Linked DNA regions of Homo sapiens: region 1 is linked to region 2. A link is a contact called in ENCODE Hi-C or POLR2A ChIA-PET data. All regions are on one chromosome and are shown on one strand. Each heading gives the region's core, a stretch centred on a gene start or an enhancer-like site at or near the end of the contact. The rest is flanking DNA. Distances are from core to core; before and after follow the strand shown. Region 1 holds the start of KLF6 (KLF transcription factor 6). Region 2 holds the start of IDI1 (isopentenyl-diphosphate delta isomerase 1).

What was found. Hi-C counts contacts between places; a loop is a spot of excess contacts on that map. ChIA-PET counts read pairs that join two places held with the same protein, here RNA polymerase II (POLR2A). Pooled maps may share reads with other maps.
Region 1: a pooled map shows a loop between it and region 2 (14-fold over the local background). The contact joins the promoter of KLF6 here to the promoter of IDI1 in region 2. A Hi-C loop is called at or near these places in 1 of 37 single-sample maps with no recorded cell type and 7 of 50 pooled maps. POLR2A ChIA-PET finds 5 or more read pairs at or near these places in 2 of 52 experiments (MCF 10A and OCI-LY7).

Annotation. Positions count from the first base shown.
Region 1 is chr10:3,783,010-3,787,948 of GRCh38, forward strand. It overlaps KLF6 (KLF transcription factor 6), which reads right to left and starts at 2,200. Exons shown (of 4, transcript NM_001300.6): 1 at 1,904-2,200. The coding sequence starts at 2,005. RefSeq lists enhancers at 98-167, 328-397, 466-1,021, 1,022-1,578, 1,579-2,134, silencers at 1,740-2,339, 2,590-2,869, 3,050-3,109 and a promoter at 2,001-2,938.
Region 2 is chr10:1,047,813-1,053,273 of GRCh38, forward strand. IDI1 (isopentenyl-diphosphate delta isomerase 1) reads right to left here and starts at 1,307. Exons shown (of 5, transcript NM_004508.4): 1 at 1,052-1,307. The coding sequence starts at 1,191. RefSeq lists enhancers at 554-1,084, 1,085-1,614, 1,306-1,355, 1,615-2,144, 1,816-1,955 and silencers at 896-985, 996-1,215.

The DNA of each region.
Region 1 (4,939 bases), core at 950-3,449, 2.7 Mb after region 2:
ACGGCCCTGCTGGGAGTCCCACAATGAACAAGAACTTTATCTACTGGCCAAGAGTACAACTGCATGAGTCATCACTCTGATTTCTTTCACGCAATGCCAAAGGAGACTTCCTTTTGAAATTCTCATCAGCAGCCAAATAAGGACCCAGCTCAAATGGACATGCAGTGTGGCATGGACAGTACCCCTTCCCCAGCCCCGCAACCAACCTTTCAAGAAGCTACAACTGCCGAGATCAGCATCCCCTCTCCCCACCATTTCAAACTTTCTAGCCACTGGAAAAGAAAAATGGTAGGAAACATTTTAGGATTAAATTATGTCTGCCCTGATTTTCACGAGGATCAGCTGCCTGCATGTCCATATAAGGTTGTCTATACTACTGGCAATTCTACAGATTTCAGTTTCTACACCAAACGGCTCTGGTGAGCACGTCATTTTTCCGGGCAGGGACCTTCCTGAGCGCAGCCTACCCCAGGGGCTCAGGCTGACTTAGCAGTGTGCCTCTCTCCTGCCACAGGCAATCCCTCCCCCTCCCCAGGCTCGCACACAGCCGGTGGGAGCAAGCACACGGGAGAATCATGCTTTCCCCTTTCCCCCGAAACCAGGCGTCTGAGTTACAATGCACACTACAGCGTTCTGAAGAGAGGCAGCAGCGATGTATTTTATTGATTTAACAAAGAAAAAAGAAAAGCACATTTATGGAGATCTTGTTAAACTTTAATAATCCGGCCAATTTAAAATCTCCATTACGCTGATGAGCACCCGGGACCTGAACGAAGCTCTCGGAGAGTTTAAAAGCCTCCAAAGGCGACCAAGAGCCAGGTCTGGCCGTTTGCCCAAATCCCAAACGCCCGAAGGAAACTACTTAGATCAATTTCAATCACGTCCTAGGGAGCAGCTTCTTTGAGGAGGAAAAAAACAGGAGGGGGAGGGGGAAAAGGCAGGAGAGGACTGTGAACAATTAAGCAGGCGTGTGAAGGTTGCAACACCCTGCATTTCATCTTCCTTAAAGCTTTCGAGGCTTGGAAACCCACAGCCTCTATTTGATCTGGCAATTCACTTTGTGACGAAAAACAAACAGCACAGCAGGGCAGGGAGACAACAGTAAACCCTCCTGCGATCGCTGGAGAGACAATGGGAGGAGTGTCAGTCTCTCTCCCCTCGGGCGATGCTACCTATAAGCACGGGGACCTGGTAAGTTTCTTAAATTTCCAATGCCCCCAAATTCCAGTTCTACGACAATGTCGGAAACCGAGGTCCTTCTTTCCAAACTAAGACTTGAAGCAGTTTGGACGGGCTCATTGTCACAAGACTGACAAGTCACTGGGGTGTACACAGTTTTATTTTTATTTTTCTTGGTCAACAAGAGAAGCAGGGAAGACAAATAAGGCAGATCTAGGGGAAATGTTAGGCATTCCAAAGAGCAGAAAACACATTGGAAATGGTCTACAGTTTAAAAAAGACAAAAATAAAAGAGAGCTGGTCTACGTTCTGGGGGCAAAATGTGATTTTTTTAAAAAACTGTTAAGTACAAGCACCAAGAAACAAAACAAAAACAAAATCCGTTAAAAAAAAACAACAAAAAACAAACAAACAAAAAAAAAACACCTTGGCAGGCAGAGCAAGTTGGTCCCCATGACAAGCTCCAGCTGTGGCGTCTGGAGCGGGGACAGGCTCCGAACTCGTGCCAGGGGCTCGGCCGGGCTGTGCCGGGAGTTGGGGCTTCCCTGGGCGGACGCTGATCGCAGCCTGGAGGATCGATCGGCGGGGGCGCTGCGCCCGCTCCCCCGGTGACAGCGCGGGGCCCAGGCCCAGCGGACCGCAGAGAGCACCGGGTCTGAACCCCAAACAGCCGACCCGGCCCGCGCCCCGGCGCCCGCAGGGAACCGCGGCCGGCTGCGTTTACCTGTTGCCAGTACTCCTCCAGAGACGGCAGCGCCGAGAAGTAGCCGGTCTCGTGCACGATCTGGAGCTCCTGGAAGATGCTGCACATGGGGAGCACGTCCATGTCGGGCCGGGTTGGACGGAGCCCGCGGTCGCGAGGGCGGCGAGGCGCGCGGTGGGAGCCGGAGCCGAAAGTCTCCCCGGAGCGCAGGTGAAAGTTTCATGCAAACTCCAGGCTCGCAGAGACGCCCGGCCGGACCCTCCCGCAGCCCGCAGCGCGCGGAGCCCACACAATATTTGCAAACACCGGACTGACTGCAAACGTAACCCCTGCAAAACTTCCCTATTCAAAGCTCCGCTGCCAGCCTCCCCCTCCGCCCCCGCCTGGCTCCCCCCACTCCCCCTCCCCCCACGTGACTCGCCCCGCGCCCGCCCCGTGCGCGGCCCAATCCCGTGGCTCCCGGCCCGGGGGCTGCGCGCCGATGATGTCAGCTCCGGCCAATCGCAGGCGGCGACACACAGCGGCCCCGCCTGGCGTGACCGAGACTCTCCATCACGGCCCGCACCATTGGCTCAATTCGAACTCTGCTCGTTCTGATTGGAAAGTGGCCTCGCAGGCTATTTTTAGCAGGGTATATAAGGCGCGGGCGGCCGCGCGCCGGAGGAGTCCGCGCTGTGAGGTGCGCGGCCGAGCCCTGCACTGCGCCCGCGGCCGGAGCTAAGGGAGCCGGGGCTGGGAGAGCCGGGGCGGGCCGCGTCGCCTGTCCCCAGTCCCGGTCTCTCTTCCCCGCTGCCCGGTCCCGCCACCCCACGCCCGTCCCGGTCACCAAGCCGGGCCCTGTCGCCGCGCGAGCCCCGGTTCCGGCAGCTCACCCTGCGGGCGGCCGTCCGGTCCCGGGGCCGCCCGGTTCCCCCCCGTCCCCTTCTATGCCCGAGGCCGCCCCGTCCCCAACTGTCCCCTTCTACGCCGGGGGCTTCCCGGTCGCCAACTGTCCCCTTCTATGCCCGGGGCCGCCCCGTCCCCAACTGTCCTCTTCTGCGCCGCTCTGTTTCCCTACATCCCCCTAGTCATCCTCTGTTCTCTAACCTTGGGGTACCCCTCTCTGTCCTCCTCCACCTCCGGGTCCCTCTCTGTCCCCCTCCATCCCTGAGCCCGTCTCCGTCCCCCTCCAGTCCTAGGGTCCCCTCTGTCCTCCGGGCCACCAGAGTGGGGGAGGGGAGCACGCAGGCTCCCCTTGGAATTGGGAGAAACGTGTTTATCTTGTAGAGGGCGATCTTAGCCCTCACCAAGGTTAACAGCTAGGTTTTCCCATGAACGTGTAAACAATTTAGGTGCAAGCCGACATTTAGTGTGTGTGTTTTTTTCCATATAAATTATCTCCTAAAATATACCGTAATGTTCATTTTTAAGAAAAATGTCGAGACTCGAACCAGAGCATTTTAAAATCCAAAATGGAAAACTGAATTGTAACTGTATTATAGTTTTTGTTTCAAAATAGTTTAATGAACATTAAACATTTTGAAAGAATGGACTATGTAAAAAAAAATTAGAGGGTTTTGTATGTTAAGTTTTAGAGGGTCCGGCAGAAGCATGTGGCTGTAAGACTAGGTGGGGACCTTAGTGAGTCTGGAGTGGAGAAAGGAGGTTTGTCTTGTACCTGCGGTATGTGGGCGGTGAAGGTTATGCAGAGTGAATTGACAGTGTTCTTGGCTCGTGTTCATCACATTTACCCCAGCAACTGAGAGCCAGGACCAGCCCTTCTTGGGGACCTGCACCTTAACTCTGTTTCCAGGAATGCAAATGGCTTTGTTTTGAACCATCCACAGATTTGCCCAAGCGCCCATTGACCGGGGCCCAGTGACTGGCAGCCGAGAGCATCTGGGCAGCCGTTGTGTTGGGGGCAGGGTTCTCTCAGTAATTAGCGCTTGTGACCTTGGCCCCGCTAGTTCCTAAGTAAGCAGGAGTGTGGAGCAAGTCCCCCGCTGAGGGCCAGGCACGCTGGATCAGGGGGAGCCCGAGATGAAGGGGGAAGGCTCTGTCTGGGCCAGGGAGGACAGGACGGCTGTCTTTGCAAGGCGTGTGGGCGTCCTGGTGAGGGTGTCCCATTTTATCTTTGGGACAATTAATTATTGTCTTAATGTTTTTTAATAAATCCACATTCCTATAGAACTTAAATTCATCCTTGTCTCTTAACATGCTTTGCCCGGCACTATGAAGATTATATAGTTTATTTTTACAAGAGGGAACCTGATTAGTCATAATGCAGATACAGTACAATGGCCATTGTCATTTTCAGAAAAAAAAAAGATTTGAAAACAGGGTACATATGAACACTAAATTTCAAATAGAATAGATCCTATGGCATCCTGCTGCGCTCATTGACCATTGAACACACATTACTCACACCCTATGAATGGCCAGGTATTGGTACACAGAAATTTACAAAACAGGCACAAATCCCTATTACGGTGTGGGAGAGGTGGGCTGCCAGGAGTATGTAGATGTTTGAAAACAAAAGTCCTTATTACGAGTAAGCATGTAACCAGTTGGTGAAAAAATATCATTTTCTTTGATGTGACAAAGAATATGCATCGCATCTGAACACTAATAGTTGCGCCTGATTTTTTTAAGAAGAGCAACAAAGAATCGTAGAGGGCCAGATTAATTCAGAAGGGGGAAGTATGGCAGGATATAAAAAGATGATGGATTTTACACTTTAGTTGTCCATGCTGTGCGCATGGCCCTGGTCACGTTATTTAAATAGGAGATTAAAATGACTATTAGAATGAGTTTAGTATAATCAGAAGAGTTAATGGATTAAAATTCCTGCTTGGTAGCAAATAGTAGTGATTCAATAAATTGAAGGCAGTGTTCACTTATTCACCATTTAGCCATTTGTAAGTTTGCTCTTGGTAATTATTTTATAATCCCCCACCCTTCTTTTAACATATGAGTGAATGCAGACAGAAAAATGAAGTCAACTTTGCAGGCCACAAAGCAAATCAGAGACAAGAGTTGGACCTCGACTTGTCCAATAATCCCACAGGTGCTTCCTTC
Region 2 (5,461 bases), core at 57-2,556:
TCCTACATAAATAGTTGTGCTGTATTGTTTACAGAATAAGTCTGTATATGTTCAGTACAGATGAAATTTTTTTCCAAATATTTTATAATGTGCAGTTGGTTAAATCCATGGATATGGACCCCAAGGATACAGTAGGCCAACTGTATATTAGGTGATCACTAAGATAGGTTTCGTTACTACATAATTACTAGACTTTTTGACATGACTTTTTTTCCGGGGGGATGGGGCTGGGTCTTGCTATGTCTGTCGCCCAAGCTGGAGTGCAGTGGCGCGATCTCGGCTCACTGCAGCCTTCGACTCCGCCTCCCAAAGTGCTGGGATTAAAGGCGTGCACCACCGCCCAGCTGTAATGACAATTGCTCTTTCAGGATTTTCAGAATTCAGATTTTAAAGCTAAGCTGCATAATCACAAGATAAAATGAATACGTCTATTTATGCGTTTAAAGAATACCATGTAGTAGACGCGGGAACACATCATCCAACCCAAGAAAAAGGTCTAGTTCCATCTATGCGATGCTCCCCATCTCTTCTCCTGCTCCATTCCCAGGAGAAGCGCCTTGAGTGTGTTGCTGTCACCCTCTTGCACGGACGCAGGTGTATGCACCCGCGTCACACGCGTGGACTCGGCACGGGGAGGCCGGTGTCGTCACGCTCGTGTTTCTGACGATGCTGTCTACGCTTGTTTCTGAATTCTCTAAGGGGAGACTCGCAACTCTTAGTCTCCTGCGACTCGGTTTCCAGTTCCACGAGTTCCTAAACCTCAGGTGACTGTGCGCAGACGACGATCTTTTCCGCTGACAAAGAATGGCAACGTCTCTGACGCCCCGACTCACGCCTCCGCCTTCCACGGGGCGCGGGCGCCCACCACAGCCCGGGAAGGCCCGGCCTCCCTCCAGTTCGGGAGACCAACGCCGCCACCCCCAGCTGTCCAGGCCTCCGCGCCGAGACCTCACGGGTGGCTCAGACCTCGGGCCTCCTCCCCGCCCCGTCCCGCAGCTCCCCGATGCCGCCCTGCCCCTGTCTCCCGAACTCCGCCGCCCGTCCACAGTACCTGATCAGCCTCCGGCCACAGACAACCGCCGGTCCCGGATGGCGCCCGCTTTGAGCACAGTCTGCGGCGCGCACCGCCCACTGGCCCCGCCCCCGGGCCGCGCAGCCAATCGCTCGCGCCAGCGCCAGTCCACGCCACATCGCCCGGCCAATTGGCGCCCGTACGCGCTTGACGACACAATCTCGCCAAGCTTCGCCTGGTGGTGCCACCTCCCTGGCCTGTGACAACGGCAGACGCGCGAAGCACCGGGAACCTGAGCCGTGACCGCGGGCTCTGGCGCCTTTAAGGGGGTCAACACGCCCCACCCCCAGTTCCGCAGAGGCAGCGTCCCGCGACTGGGCGGTGCCCGAGACCACAGACGCCGCCAGCCAATCACGCTTTCGATCCTGCCGTGCGAGCCCGAGGCGCTGCGAACGGTGCCTAACGTCAGACGTCTCGAGGCTCGCGTTCCATGGAGGAAGCCCTCCCAATCCGAAAGCGCCCGGGCGCCAAGCCCTGCAGCCGGAAGCTCGGCGTCCCATGGGAGCGACCTCCGCATGGCTGGACCAATGGAAACGGAGGAAAGGCGGGACGTCACTGCTGACTGGCTGGTTGGGCACTCCCCCCCCTCCCCCCCCCCGAGTTCCGCCGCTGGGACTACAGCGTTTGGCTGCACGGGGAGTTCTCGTATGTCTAGAACGATGGCCTTTCTGCGGTGTCTGCGACCGGGACCAAGGCGGAGCAAAGTCGCCGGGGGTGTGGGGTGTTCCACGCTATGTTGGGAGTGTTCGCTTTCGAGGTACATGACTACGTTCTAAATTTTTTTTTTTTGAGACAGTTTCATTCTTGTTGCCCAGGCTTGAGTGCAATGGTGCAGTCTCCGCTCACAGCAACCTCCGCCGCCCGGGTTCAGGCAATTGTCCCGTCTCAGCCTCCCAAGTAGCTGGAATTACAGGCATGCGCCACCACGCCCGGCTTATTTCGTATTTTTAGTAGAGACGGGTTTCCGCATGTTGGTCAGGCTGGTCTGGAACTCCTGACCTCAAGTGATCCACCTGGCTCAGCTTACCGAAGTGCTGAGATTCCGGGTGTGAGCCACCGCGCCTAGCCCTCTAAACTTTTAAATAATCGTGAAATGTATGCGCAGCTGAAGCGAATTCAGCTATTTCCTCTACCTTTTGTGTGGAATTTAAAATACTGAACTTGTGAGATGAACCTGGTGGGCACCAGTTCTCAAACTTCTTGGTCACAGGACGCTTGCACTCTCTTAAAATGTACTGAGGACACCTAAAAGCTTTTGCTCACTGTTGTTTACTACTGCTATTTACTAACATAGAAATTAAACATATTAAAATATTCACTTAAAAAACACACGACACTAACATAAGTTATATTTTTATTAAAAATCTTTTCCAGACAAAAAACAGACTTTGATTTTGTTTTATGTGTTGACAGATCTCTTTCATGTCTGGCTTCACACAGATAAGAAAATCTGGCCTCCCGCATGCGCAGCAAGTCCTCACTGCTGTCAGTGCGTTCTTGGGAATCAGGACTTTTAAGTGAAACAACGTATAGCAAAACCAATTTTACCAGAGGCTAAAAAATAAGGATTAAGTTCCTAAAGCATACTTCTGGCCAAGGAAAAAAAAAATCACTAAGCTTCTAAAGGCCAAAGTATTCTAATATTAAACATTGAAATAAATGTGAGCTATACATACATTTAAGAAAGATGAATAAAAAGATAATTATTACTTAATTATTCCAGTTCTGGGTCATGTGTAGCTGAAGCCTGTTTCAGTAGCTCAGGGCACAAAGAGGGAACCAGCCCTGGACAGGACGCCATTCCATCACAGGGCCACTCACACACCCACACTCAGACTGGGACAGTGAAGACACACCAGTTCACCTCACGTGCACACCTCTGGGATGTGGCAAGAACTGCAGCACCCAGAGAAAACCTATGCAGGTGTGGCGAGAACACGTAAACACCACAAAGACAGTGCCCCTGGCTGGGAGTCTTTTTCTCATCAATGTTACAAAGAAATGAATGAGCACCTGCTGTATGCAGTTTGAAAATTGAGAAGTATTTTTTAATAGCCTTTTCAAATTATCTTGGTTATTCTTTTTCGATACTACTACCCCAAAACACGAGTGGTGGATTTTCCAATTACTATTTGGAATTTGAAACCACTTCAATGGACATTTTGTACTTGTTACATTAAAACTCATTATTTTTGACTGTACCTCGAATGCCTATTTTCCTGTGCGTGATGTTGAAATGTCATGCATTGGTCATTTGGAAAATACTGATTTACTGAATTAAACAGATCTTCCAAATGCTAAAACATTTCATTATTCAATATCAATCACATTGTTAATATCACTAGTAATCTCATCAGAAAAGTTTTTAAGTATTGGGAAGCTAAAGTATTGTAGCACTGGCTTCCACATAAAGTCACCAAGTTCTTGATGGTTTTAAGTTTGTTTTTTATTTGAATTTTTGCATGAAAATTCCAACATTATTGGCAACAAGTACTGAGAATTATGTTCCTTGAAGTGGCACGAACATATTTATTTTCACGAAAATGTCTGCCAAATATCTAGGTTTGAATACCTCAGTTTATCTGTCAGTTCTTTCCAGTAAAAGCGGTATTTCATGAAAAAAGCAGCTAGTTAGTTCAGCTTACAACTCAAACGTTCCCACAAGTTCTTTTCCTGGAGACAACAATCATAATTCAGCATGTAGCAGAAGTGCTTTATGTGCATTTCCCATTTTGTTATAGAGAATATTAGATGAGTACTGAATGGTCGAGATGATTAAAGTTAATATTTTTTACTGCTAACCATCAGCTGAGCCTTCAATGAGTCATAATCTTTTTGCTGGTGGAGGGTTTTGCCTCAATGTTGATGGCTGTTGATCAAGGTGGTGCTTGAAAGTTGGGGTGGCTGTTGCAGTTTCTTAAAATAAGACAATAATGAAATTTGTCACGTTGATTGACAATTCTTTTCATGAAAGATTTTTTTTAAACCACAGGAAAACTTTTTTTTGAGACAGAGTCTCGTTCTTTCGCCCAGGCTGAAGTGCAGTGGTGCGATCTTGGCTCACTGTAACCTCCACCTCCTGGGTTCAAGCAATTCTCCTACCTCAGCCTCATGAGTAGCTGGCACTATGGGCGTGTGCCACCATGCCCGGCTAATTTTTGTATTATTAGTAGAGCTTGGGTTTCACCATGTTGGCCAGGCTGGTCTTGAACTCCTGACCTTGTGATCTGCCCACCTTGGCCTCTCAAAATGCTGGGATTATAGGCATGAGCCACCGCACCCGGCCAGGAAAACTTCCAAAGTTAGAGTCAATCCTCTCAAACCCTGCTGCTACTTCATAAACTAAGTCTATGGAGTATTCTGAATCCTTTGTTATCATTTCAACAGTGTTCACATCTTCACCAGGATTAGGTTCCATCTCAAGAGACCACTTTCTTTGTTCATCCACAAGAAGCAACTGCTTATCCATTCATGTTTTATTATGCTAGTGCAGTGATTCAGTTACATCTTCGGGCAGCCATAGCCTTACAAAATGTATTTCTTAAATAATGAGACTTGAAAGTCAAAATGACTTCTTGAGCTATGGGCTGCAAAAGGGATGTTGTGTTAGCAGGCATGAAATCAACATGAATCTCCTTGTATATCTCCATCAGAGCTCTTGGGTGAACAGGAGCACTGTAAATCAGCAGTAATATTTTGAAACGAAATCTTTTTTTTTTCCTGAGCAGTAGGTCTCAACAACAGTGGGCTGACAATATTTAGTAAACCACACTGTGTAAGTAGATGTGCTGTCATCTAGGCTTTGTTGTTCTATCTACACAGCAGAGGCAGACTAGAATTAGCATAACGCTTAAGGACTCTAGGATTTTCAGAATGATAAATGAGCACTGGCTTCAACATAAAGTCATCAGCTGCACTAGCCCCCTAGCAAGGGTCAGCCTGTCCTTTGGAGCTCTGAAGCCAGGCTTTGACTTCTCCTCTCTAGTTATGACAGTCCTGGGCGGCATCTTTTCCCAAAATAAGGTTGTTTCAACTCCAATGAAAACCTATTGTTTAGCAAAGCCGTCTTCATCAGTGATCTTAGGTAGATCTCCTAGATGACTTGCTGCTTTATCTTGCACTTGCACATTTTTTTTTTTGAGATGGAGTCTCACTCTGTTACCCAGGAGTGTGGTGGTGTGATCTTGGCTTACAGCAACCTCCAACTCCTGGGTTCAAGTGATCCTCCTGCCTTAGCCTCCTGAGTAGCTGGGACTACAGGCGTGTGCCACCACACCCAGTTAATTTTTGTATTTTTAGTGGAGGCAGGGTTTCACCATGTTGGCCAGGCTGGTCTTGAACTCCTCACCTCAAGGGATCCACTTGCATTGGCCTCCCAAAGTGCTGGAA